Linked DNA regions of Mus musculus: region 2 is linked to region 1. A link is a loop called in an ENCODE intact Hi-C map of the cell type or tissue named here. Cell type or tissue: heart. All regions are shown on one strand. Links, peaks and the distances in the headings refer to the core of each region. The heading gives the core; the rest is flanking DNA. Region 1 holds the start of B3galt6 (UDP-Gal:betaGal beta 1,3-galactosyltransferase, polypeptide 6). Region 2 holds the start of Pusl1 (pseudouridylate synthase-like 1).

What was found. Hi-C counts contacts between places; a loop is a spot of excess contacts. Peaks named below come from ENCODE experiments on the same cell type or tissue, not always from the same donor. Only the 100,000 strongest peaks of a DNase experiment are listed, where the experiment ranks them.
Region 2: it touches region 1 in a loop (1.9-fold over the local background); 2 of 42 quality-filtered maps call a loop at or near these places.

Annotation. Positions count from the first base shown.
Region 1 is chr4:155,990,034-155,995,401 of GRCm38, forward strand. It overlaps B3galt6 (UDP-Gal:betaGal beta 1,3-galactosyltransferase, polypeptide 6), which reads right to left and starts at 2,645. Exons shown (of 1, transcript NM_080445.4): 1 at 1-2,645. The coding sequence starts at 2,583. The coding sequence ends at 1,606. Sdf4 (stromal cell derived factor 4) reads left to right here and starts at 2,810. Exons shown (of 7, transcript NM_011341.5): 1 at 2,810-3,301. In heart, for the core only: CTCF peaks have their summits at 2,406 and 3,068; DNase peaks (open chromatin) are centred at 1,818 and 3,068; H3K4me3 peaks cover 3,443 bases; H3K27ac peaks cover 2,538 bases.
Region 2 is chr4:155,889,924-155,895,291 of GRCm38, forward strand. Pusl1 (pseudouridylate synthase-like 1) reads right to left here and starts at 1,839. Exons shown (of 8, transcript NM_001033490.1): 1 at 1,708-1,839; 2 at 1,435-1,492; 3 at 1,129-1,316; 4 at 830-979; 5 at 576-746. The coding sequence starts at 1,784. Acap3 (ArfGAP with coiled-coil, ankyrin repeat and PH domains 3) reads left to right here and starts at 1,952. Exons shown (of 24, transcript NM_207223.1): 1 at 1,952-2,518. The coding sequence starts at 2,472. In heart, for the core only: CTCF peaks have their summits at 2,210 and 4,889; DNase peaks (open chromatin) are centred at 1,888, 2,298, 3,568 and 4,508; H3K4me3 peaks cover 5,000 bases; H3K27ac peaks cover 3,003 bases.

The DNA of each region.
Region 1 (5,368 bases), core at 110-5,109:
GTTGTGTAACTCAAAGGCCTTCTTGTGTGATTTGAAATAATGCTCGAGTTTGCCACTAGGCAGCTTTGACAAGAGCTACACCTCAGAAGCAAATCCACTGGCAGCCCACCCTGCAGTCCAGAATAGGCCTTGATATGCTAATGAACTAACCTTAAGGTGGCACTGATATGGCCGTGAACCCAAGGAAATGAGAACCCTGGGGATGGCCTGTCAATCGATCATACTGTCAATGTTCCTGTGACAAGGCTTCCATACCCTCCCATGTTGATACCTAAGGGACTTGAGACTCTCTTGGTGGCCCTGGCCTCAGTCACCCCGGAACTTCAGGTGCTGTTACTCCGCCCACTTAAGCCCGCCATTGACTGGCCACATGCTTACACTCTCAAGGACCTCCTTGGAGTCGGCCACAATTGATAACTGAAGGCCTTGACGGTGGGTGGTGGCTGAGAAGTATTCTGAAATGTATTCCCAGAGATCACACGGTGGAACCTGCTTGGTGAGACAGCTGCTTAACTTTTATATTAGCCCGATACTGTAAAGACTGTTGGTGTGAATAAACCACTTTGAAAGACAAACTTTGTGTGGACATTCTGATCCCAAGTGCCTTACAGTCCATACGCTCACACACCCTGAAAAGCTTTAAAAGTCATGTCTGTTCAGAAACAAACACACACACAAAAAGACTGATTTATGTGTAAACCTGAAAGAGAAATGGATAGTTTAAATATTCTTCTATGCTTTAAACACACCCAGAAGTGGGGTTGGCCACTTAGGCTGTTGACAGATTAATCCACAGATACAAAATCTGACACAAGTATTTTCCTTTAGTTAAAAATAAATTAAGACGTGCACTCCCAACTTAAAAAAATTTAAGGGTTTCTCTGCATAGTCCTGGCTATCCTGGACTCACTCTGTAGACCAGGCTGGCCTTGAACCCAGAGATTTGCCTGCCTCTGTAAATTCTTATCTATGCAAGCATACAATATTTATAAATAGGTCTAAGCAAACTGCATTATATTTATCAACCTCTATCCACTGAGACAAAAATTCTAACCTAGTTGACTTGAAAATCAAGTCAAACCTCATACTTGTCCATGACAAAAGATAAAAAACGGGAGACACAACAGAATGGAACTCTGTCTGAACAATACAAAGACAACTTTGACAAGTAACATTTTGAGATGAATTCAACACAGTCTGCAGGTGAGGCTGTGCAGAACAATCAAGATGGGCAGTGAGCTGCAGAGTTTGCAGAATGAGGGCACTCTAAACTCATCAAGTGAGGAGGCCCTTCCCTCACACTCCAGATGGCTGATAGGTGGCATTACATGGTCAGTGTGTGTGCATGTGTGTGTGTGTGTGCGCGCGCGTGCGCGCGCACGCGCTCAGATGCAATCTCCACATTCATAACCAGATGTCCTTGGGTAGGCCTTACACCAGACCACTAATGGCACCCTCAGTGGACTAGACATTGTTAGCTGTCTCTGGCCATCAGTCCCAAGGTCTCAACAGCAATTGGATAAACCAAGCTCAGCCCAGATCATTTATCAGATTGTTCAGGATGCTTGGCCTGTGTCAGGAGAGACCCCGGCACCTGCAGTGACATCAGGGAACGCCCTCCTTGCGCTGGCAGCACTGGGAGGGTGGAGCTGACCAGTCATAGACATAGGAAAGGCGCAACTGCACCTCATGCTTGCACAACCGGCCCTCATGCAGCAACATCTGTTGCTTCTCCAACATGTCCTCTGGGCTTTGCTTGTGTGTCACCAGATACTGATTGTTGCAGCCTCGAGATTTGTACTCCGTGTCGAAGCGTGGGTCGTGCTCCCGTTGCACATCCACTGGTGCCAGCCAGGTGCCCAGCGATACGTCTTCACTGTGCCACGCGCGCAGGTACTCGCGGCTGAGGCGCAGGTAATGCACCAGGTCCGCAGAAAGGACATAGCCACCGCCCAACGCGTAGGGCAGGTAGTAGTCGCAGAGTTGCCAGGCTGCTTCTCGCCAGCGACCTCCCGGCTTGACGCGCCCGCGCCCGGAAAAGAAGCCCCAGTAGAGGCGCCGGCGGCGTGCGGGCTCCCGTGCGCGTAGGTCCACCAGGATAGCGTCCAGGCGCGCAAAGGAGTCGTCGTCCGCCTTGAGCACGAACTCGAAGTCCACGCGCTCATCCAGCCAGGTCAGCATGGCCAGGACCTTGGCCGTGAGGTTCTCGTAGGCGTCGCGCAGGGCGGGCAGCAGCAGCAGGTCCCCGTGCTGCGCCTGCTCGAGCTCAAGAGCGCGCCGCTCCTCCGAGCCTAAGCCGCCAGTGCCCACGGCGAAGCGCGCCCACACGTCCTCGGGTCCGCCACGCCTCTCCGGTGCCAGCCACGTGCTGCGCACTGCGGTGCGGCGCTCGACCGCGCGGGGCGCACTGGCCACCAGCACCGCCAGGAAGGCCTTAGCGCGGGGCCGAGCGGCTCCGGAAGCGGAGGGCGTCTCGCCCTCGGAAGCGCAGCGCGCCAGGTACAACAGAGTGGTGCCGCAGAACGCCAGGCCGCCTAGGCCCAGCGCCACCCGGTGCCGCCAAGCGCGCCGGAATACCTTCATGCTGCGGGCGAGAGGCCGCCGAGGAGCGCAGGCGCGGACGCTGGAAGGCGCCTGCGCGACTCGGACGCTGGAAGGCGCCTGCGCGACTCGGAGGCTGGAAGGCGCCTGCGCGACTCGGAGGCTGGAAGGCGCCTGCGCGACTCGGAGACTGGAAGGCGCCTGCGCGACTCGACTCGGAGACTGGAAGGCGCCTGCGCGACTCGACTCGGAGACTGGAAGGCGCCTGCGCGACTCGGAGACTGGAAGGCTCGGAGGCTGGAAGGCGCCTGCGCGACTCGGACGCTGGAAGGCGCCTGCGCGACTCGGACGCTGGAAGGCGCCTGCGCGACTCGACTCGGACGCTGGAAGGCGCCTGCGCGACTCGGAGACTGGCGCGGCCGGTTAGGCCTGGTAACGTGGGAGGAGCCCCGAGGCGCACCGTGGCTGGGGGTTTCGACTCCCCGGAGCTGATATCCAGGGCGGCTTTGAAGGATAGGGCTGGGCCCAGAATGATTGACACGTGACCCCGCGCGCCATTCCTATTGGTTGCTTCGCAGAGGCTGCTTCCGCCCATAAGAAAGATGGCGGCTTCGAGATTCGTACCGGAGGCCGGGTGTTTTTTTCCCCACCGTTCCCGGTTGTCTTATTCGCCCCTTCCCGGAAGAAAGATGGCGGCGGCCTGAGCCGAGTTCTGCGTAAGACTTGGCGGGCGCCCAGACCCGGCGCATCAGAAGCCGGGGTGAGTGAGGGGTCCCTGCAGTCGCCGTGCGAGGGGCGGGCTTGGGAGGCCATTCGGGTAGCGTTCGAATCGCGCCAGGTCTGAGCCGGCTCGACCCCGCGGGCCGCCCTCTTCCTCGGCTGCTGCTTCCGGAACTCACTGCCGCGGGGGATCTGAGGCTCGGGGCTCTGTTACCGGCTGGCGTTGTGACCTCAACTTGTGGTCCAGCAGCATCTCTGCCTCGGTTTCCCCTTTGGTAAAACGTGCGCCATGAGTTCTAGTAGTGTGAGCTGGAAATGGAAGGCCTGGGTAAAACCTTCCTGCCCAGCCCGGGTTGGTGGGCGTTCTTCTCCGGTACTGTTCGGCGTAGTTCTTAAACCGACATTGCTTTTACTTACTGTTGTTGTTGTTGACGTTTTTCGAGACGAGCGAGCTTTCTCCGTGTAGCTCGGGCTGTGCTGGAGCTCACTCTGTAGACCAGAGTGGCTGCACTGGAACTCAGAGATCGCCTGCCTTTGCCTCCTTAGTGCTAGAATTAAAGGCTTTTTCTTTTCTTTTACTTAACTTTTTTTTTTTTCTTCCTGCCAGGCTTTATTTCTTTACATTCCTATTTTTGTGTTGCTGGAGGAGATCGAATCCAGCACCGTAAATGCTGGGCAAAGGCTCTACTACTGGGCTAAATCATCAGTCCACTACCAGCTTTTGGGCTGTTTTACACTGTTGGTTTTTAGACTTTGGTGGTCTTTTTTTTTTTCCCTTTCCTCTTTTGTTGTTGTTAGCGATAGGTTCCAGACAGGGTTTCATGTAGCCTGCCTGAACTTACTATGTAGCTGAGGCTGGCCTTGAACTATTGAGTCTACTGCCTGTAACTCGAAGCAAGCCTAGTCAGTCTGCTTGGCAAGTTCCTGGCCAACCAAGGCTTCATTGTGAGACCCTGTCTCAAAACAAAACAAAAAAGCAAAAGAAACAAAATATATAGTTTGATTTCATCAGAATTATAATGTAAGGATGGCAAAGAAGTACAGATATTCCCCCAGCCACCCTGTGTATTCCTGAAACCTAGGTGGAACTAAGTCCTGAGTAGACTGTTATAGGTACAGCAAATTTTAATTTAGAAATTAGGCCCAGGTAGAGATTAACAAATGATCATAAAACAGTTGTGACTTTGACAAATAGAATGCCATCTGACTTCGATTGATGGCAAATCAAGGGGTATCATTGTCACCTCCACTACAGGTGTCACTAGCATTCCTTTTTACTACTGGTTGGAAACTGATATGTGTAGAAGCTATGACAAGATGAAACTCCTGAGTTTCATGCCTGTTTTCTTCTCCTTGTATTCTTACACCCGTCTCCTCATCATTCCGGGGCAAATCCTTGAGCATTTCCCAGAATTCTCTCTACCCCTGCCAGATGTCCCACCTCCTATTCTCTGCCTTAGCTCATTAACCATAGGCTTTTTTATTGACAGGTGATGCTTATAATAGATTCTCTACAGCAAAGGTCAGATGCCTTAACCAAGGTCACAGAGCTCTGTGGTCAAGCTGGGGTCTGGAGAATGAGTGACCGCAGCCGTCCAATACACACTGGAATAGTGATTAGGGAGGAATGGAGTCAGGTTTACGTTGTTGTGTTGTTGGTGTGTGGGGTTAGGGTACAGGAAGTGCTGCAACTTTAGCCTGGCCAAGTACATTTCTCCAGTTTCTTTTTTAAAAAGTAAAAACATCATTTGTTGTTTTCCTTTTTCACTTTTTCTTCTTCATTCCCCCCCCCCCCCCCCCCCCGGTAGTGCTGGGATCAGCCCTAGGACTTGAGCACACCAGACAAGTGTTTCACCCCTGCCTGAGCTATATATATATAATATATATATATATATATCCCTAGCCCCTTGTGTGTGGATCTTGTTTGGAGATAGGATCTTACTGTTTATCCATGGCTGGCTTGGAGCTCACAGTGTGGACCAGACTGGCCTTGAACTCAGAGATCCACCCATGTCCACCTCCTGTGTGCTGGGATTAAAGTTGAATGTCACCATATCCTGCTGGAATATATGGTTGGTCCTGATTATTAAATCATGTTATGAAATAA
Region 2 (5,368 bases), core at 230-5,229, 100 kb before region 1:
GGAAACAATTATATAACAGAGCATTGGTTAGTTTGTGCACGGGAAATAGCGATTGCTTTGGGCCTTCATGTTTTGGGGCTAAAGTATTTGTGCTGAAGCAGGACATAGCCAGCCCACCTATCAAGATGGAACCTAGGCCATGTGCTCTTGTGCCTGGTCACACCAAAGCCCCTTTACCAAACCCTTGGAGCTGGTTCCAGATGTTATGTTCTCAAGGTGAGCGGCTGATTCCTGGTGTTTGAAGCAGAGAACTTAACGTAGTCTGTCAAAGTGGAATGGAACTATTCGCTCTAGTGAAATCTTTTCAGAGACTGCCAGAACTTACCTGCTATAAAGAGCTATGGGTCTGGCAGGGCCCTCAGAAAGGCAACATTTTCCACCCTGTGCTCCCCAGGCTGGCAGAGACCCCACCCAACAGGAAGAAGACACAAGTTTCTGGCTCACCTTCTTACACCCTCTAGGCCCAATGGATGTGCAATATACCCATTTAGCATCATCTCACTTTTATTGAGGTATTATGAGTAATGACCCTGGTGGCCTCTAGTCCTGGCATAGTGAAAGGCTAGTCGTCTCACCTGCTCCCCTCGGGGAGGACAAATGGGCTGGCTGGACCAGGTGACACTGAGACTCTTCGAAGTGTGCGTACAGTATTTGTGACTGGGCTGCCAGCAGACTGGAAGGCACTAAAATCATGTGTCCCGAGGAGGTGCTGGGCAGCCTCCTGCATGGCCGCCATATCCAGGTACCTGCAGAGCCAAATGAGCATTATTGAGGAGAGCCCAGGCAGATGGATGGTGAGCCATTTTCTTCCCATTCTTAGCTCACTCACTCTGTCTGCAGAGCCCAGCATACATTTTGTTCAAACACAGGCAGTTGATTAGGCCAGGAGCAGCCTGTGGCCAGACGATATTGGTAGGTCCTGGAGGTGGCTGCGTGTCGAGCGTGGAAGTCGTTGGGCACTCGGAAGGCCTTCAGTACACTGTGGCAAGCAGATCTGGCTCATCCCAGGAATGAGTATGCCCAACTGTCCACACAGCACTATGGAAATCTCTGCCTCCCACCACAGTGGGGTGCAATGGTAAAAGACAAAAAAAAAAGCCCAGAACCATACCAAAACCCCGGGCTCACCGAATGGCCGGGTGCTTCAGGTGGGTGTTGAGGGCCTTGGCCACGACCTCCGGGGAGAAAGGCGACTGCCCTGGGCGGCGCTGGATGTCCAGGTGCGCCGCGTTGCTCAGGGCATGCACCCCGGCATCGGTGCGGCTAGAGATGGTGAACCTGACCGGGTCGACAGAGTTCAGCCGCTTGGCAGCCTCCTGCGGGAACCGTACAGGCGGCTGCCACATCGATGGCCGGAGTCCGTGGAATAGGAGGAGGAGAGTGGGTAGGGGTTGGAGCTGCCGACTGCTTCTTCCTCCCCAAACCGGTCCTCACCTCCAGGAAGTTCAGCACCCCAACAGCGCGCGGATTGCCCCTCACGGCCGCAACCCCACTGCGGAGAGAAACAGGAAGGAATTATCTGCGGTGTCTGTGGACGCTGTCCCGCCAGGGGTCTCGGCGCCCAGGCGCGTGGGTTCGGTGCAGGCCACTGTGTTCCTCGGCTCCTAAAATCCCGCATCCCGAGACCGATCGCGCCCGTCCTGGTCACCTCGCGGACTTCCCGCGAGGCCGAGTGGAGAACGCGGGGGTAACAGCGGGAAAACGTACTTGAAGTCAGTGCCCAAGTACTGCAAGAACACAAGGTAGCGCGCACGCACCGAGCCCACCGCCCCGCAGGAGCCCATATTTGAGCGGGCGGGGCGCTTGCACGTGGCCCGCGGTCGACCCAGCCCAGCAGGGACGGCGCCTGCGCACTGACTCGGTCCGCCCCGCCTGAATGGAGAGGCGGGGGCGGAGCCAAGCTTAGGGATCGGGTGCAAAGTGCGGTCCTCTAGAGCCGGCTATGTTTCCTGTCCTCGGCCTCACAGGGGCGCGATGATGGGTCGCTTCCGCACAAGCGACCTTAATTCGTTCACTCCCGATCTCCCCGCCGCCGTCGCGGAGTGTGTCCGTCGGCAGCATTCCAGCCGAGTTCACCACCGCCGTGATGCCTGAAGTGGGCGAGCCGTGCCCTTCCCTGTCCCGCGACCGAGCCAAACCACTCCGAAGCCCAACCGCCGAGGCCGGCCCAGCTCCCAGACCGTGGTGACCGAGGACAGAGCGCAGCGACAGGCGAGGGGATGCAGCGGCGCTTTTAGCGACGCTCCCCGGAGGTGACAGCGGGTGGCGCAGGCAGAGGCTGACTTTGGCGACGCTCCCCAGCGGTGACAGGCGGGGCGGGGCCGCGGCGCGCCGGGCTCAGACCGAGGCGGGCAGGCGGGCGGGCGGGCGCGGAGCGCAGCTCGGCGCGGGCGCCACAGACGGTCCACGGGCCGGGGATGCCGCTCGACGCGCCTTGGTCCTCCGCACAGTGAGCACCGCTCGCCGCAGCCATGACGGTAGAGTTCGAGGAATGCATCAAGGACTCGCCGCGCTTCAGGTGTGCTGCGGGCCCGGGGTAGGGCGCGGGCGGGGATGGGGAGCCGCCTTTGTGCCGGAGGCGGGCAAGGGGTGTCCAGCGTGGTGACCGCTCCGAGTCCACCTGGACGGAGCAGAAGACCTGGCACGGACAAACCGGCGGGAGCCGGAGTCGCGGTCCCCTAGCTGCGCAGCTCCGCCTCCGGCCTCGGGGGACCGGAACAAAAGACGCCCCTGTGCTGATCACCTCGCGCGCGGGGGTGAGTGTGCAGACCGCCTTGGGCAGCTGTGTGTCACTGGGCATTTGCGTCCAGTGCCATCTCTAGAACTGTCCACCCTTCTTTGTGTGTATGCTCTGGTGTGCCACAAGTACTGGGCTCCTCCTTGGCCCTGTAGTCCAATTCTGGCTAGGATTGTCTGGCACCCTGCTTGGTCTCTATCTTGATCCGTATGTCCAGAGCAGTGTATGGGTGCAACCAGCCGGAGCCATCAGGGCCTGAGATAGACACCTTGGTGAGAGTTAACGGATGTATGAGTGACCCAGGAGCCTGAAGGGGTAGAGGCTGTAAGGATGAGGAAGTCGTGTTTAGGTGGAAGGGTATGGGCCTTATTCACCTATGGGTTTGTTTCTTTTATTGTTCCTGGAATACAGTCGTGCACATCTGTGTGAACCACATGGCCACACAGATATACATCTGTTTCATTGAGTGGCATTTGGCAGACAGTAATGGAGTACCTCCTGTGTGTCATTTGAAATTTCGGACCTTCGTGAGGTGTCCCACCTCTGTATGTGCACACACACACACACACACACACACACACACACACACGGGGGGGGGGGGAGCATGTTCTGCCACTCTGCTCTCCTTGGTGCACATGAATGTGTGGGTGAGCTGTGATACGGAGTTGGTGTGCTTGATGCATGCACATAGCCTAGTGTGGATGGACACGTGTGTACATGTGCTACATCTCTGTGGATTCGTGAACCGTGTTTGCCATGCTACTAGACACATGTTAACGTATGCAGGTGTGTGTTTTAGTGTGCACTGTATCCCTGGAACACATGTCTGCATGCCCTGTGCTAATACATGTATGCATGTTTATGTATAAGCATGTATCATGCCTTTGCTCGTGTGAGCTTGACCACATATGTACATGAGTGCTGGGTTTCTGAGGGCCTACCTCAGCAGTCCAGCTCTTTGCAAAACCACCTTGCAAGAGAGTCAGCCAGAAACACCTTGGAGCGTTAGAGTTTGCCAAGAGTGTCCACTGACTATAGGCAGGGGGCTTAAGGCAGTCAACTATGCTTTCCTGTTTTCTATTGAGAGGAGTGGTCTGAGAGCCTCTGATACCCCACAGTTCTGCATCCATTTGGTAGGAGTCTTAGCCAAGGTCTCAGTGCATGGAACTGGGCCCCAGTTGAAGCGCTCTCATTTTTGCCCTTACCCCTTTCTGCAAAGCCCTGGCTCTACCCTGCCTTGTACAGGGTTTTGGGCCTAAGCAGAAATCCACTCACCTCTAGGCCTTCTTTGCCACAGCCAGCCAGTTGGACTTGTGGGGCTGCAGTAGGTGTGGCAGGTACCTAGGCTTAACATCATTTCTTTTGATGGAGGAGGGGAATGCTGGGGATGACTCTCCGGACATTGGTCTTGGGGTGATGGAACCTGGCTTGGTGGTGTGGGGTGGGCTGTGACTGGATGAGTTCGAAGAGTACCTTGTCTACTCTAAGGTTTTACTGAAGTTATAACTTGATCTTTGTGGCCAAGAACCTTTAGGTGAGGCAGGGTGGGGCTGTCTGAAGGATGTGGAAGTGAGGTGGAGCCTAGACCCAAACCTAGAAACGTTGGTAGTTTTGCTTTGGGACTCTTGGCCTAGAATAAGGGCTTGTGACAGCCTTAGGAATGTCTCATAGTCCCTGAAGCTGTGGGTGGGGGTGCAGGGGAGCCCCGGAAGAGAAGCCGGCCCAGCCTTGGCTGCAAGCCCTTCCCTGGGTGGGGCTTCAAGCGCTGAGTCATGGCTTTGGTGAGGGGGCTCCTCCCCAACCTCCAAGCTGCTGAGGAAGTCCCTGGCTGGCAAAAAATAGGCATGGGGCAGGAGGGGATGCCTCAGGTCCTTGGCTGAGGAAGGGAGTGCTGAGAGACTCCCGGGACAGAATGCTGGCCCCCTTGAGCTTGTACTAACTGCCCACTATGTTCCCCTGTCCCCGTGAATACAAATGCCAGCTCCTGCTGCAGCCCCTCCCAGTTTCTGGCTCCCTGGCCAGCTGCAGCTCTCCATGCAGCTGTCTGGGCTGTCAGGCCTGCTTGGGGAGCACTGAATTGGTCTCTCCTAGGCAGATAGTTACATCTGTGTTCTGGAACTTCTGGCTCGCGTAGTGGCCAGAATCCTGGAACAGAGCCTCCTGTGGTAGCCTGTGTTAGGCTTAGATAAAGGACTTTTTTTTCCCCCCCCCACCAAGCCGGACAGGCTGTGCAGCATCCATCAAAGGCATGGCTGCCAATGGTTCACTCGGATGCTGCAGCTCTGTCCCTGTCCCTCTGAGCTTTAGGAATCACGGTGCCTAAGCCCTTACGAAGGGATGAGGCTGATGGCCGGGATCTTCGAGGGTCCGTGGCTAGGGCAGCCTGGCCATTTCAGCCCAGGTTCTAAATGAAACCGTGTTTCAGCCCCTATGCTTCTCATGCCCCTTACCCAGGAGAAACTCCACAACAGGTCTTTCTCCTTTCCTTTCTAAAGAGTAGGGCAGAAAGGGCTAAGGAGCTGCTAGAACTAATTCCCCTCTGACACCCAACCTCCAGCCCGTGTAAGTCTTGTTCCTAGAGGTCTGTCTAAACCTTCGGCCTATTTTGTTCCCAAGGTACCCCTTCCCTTG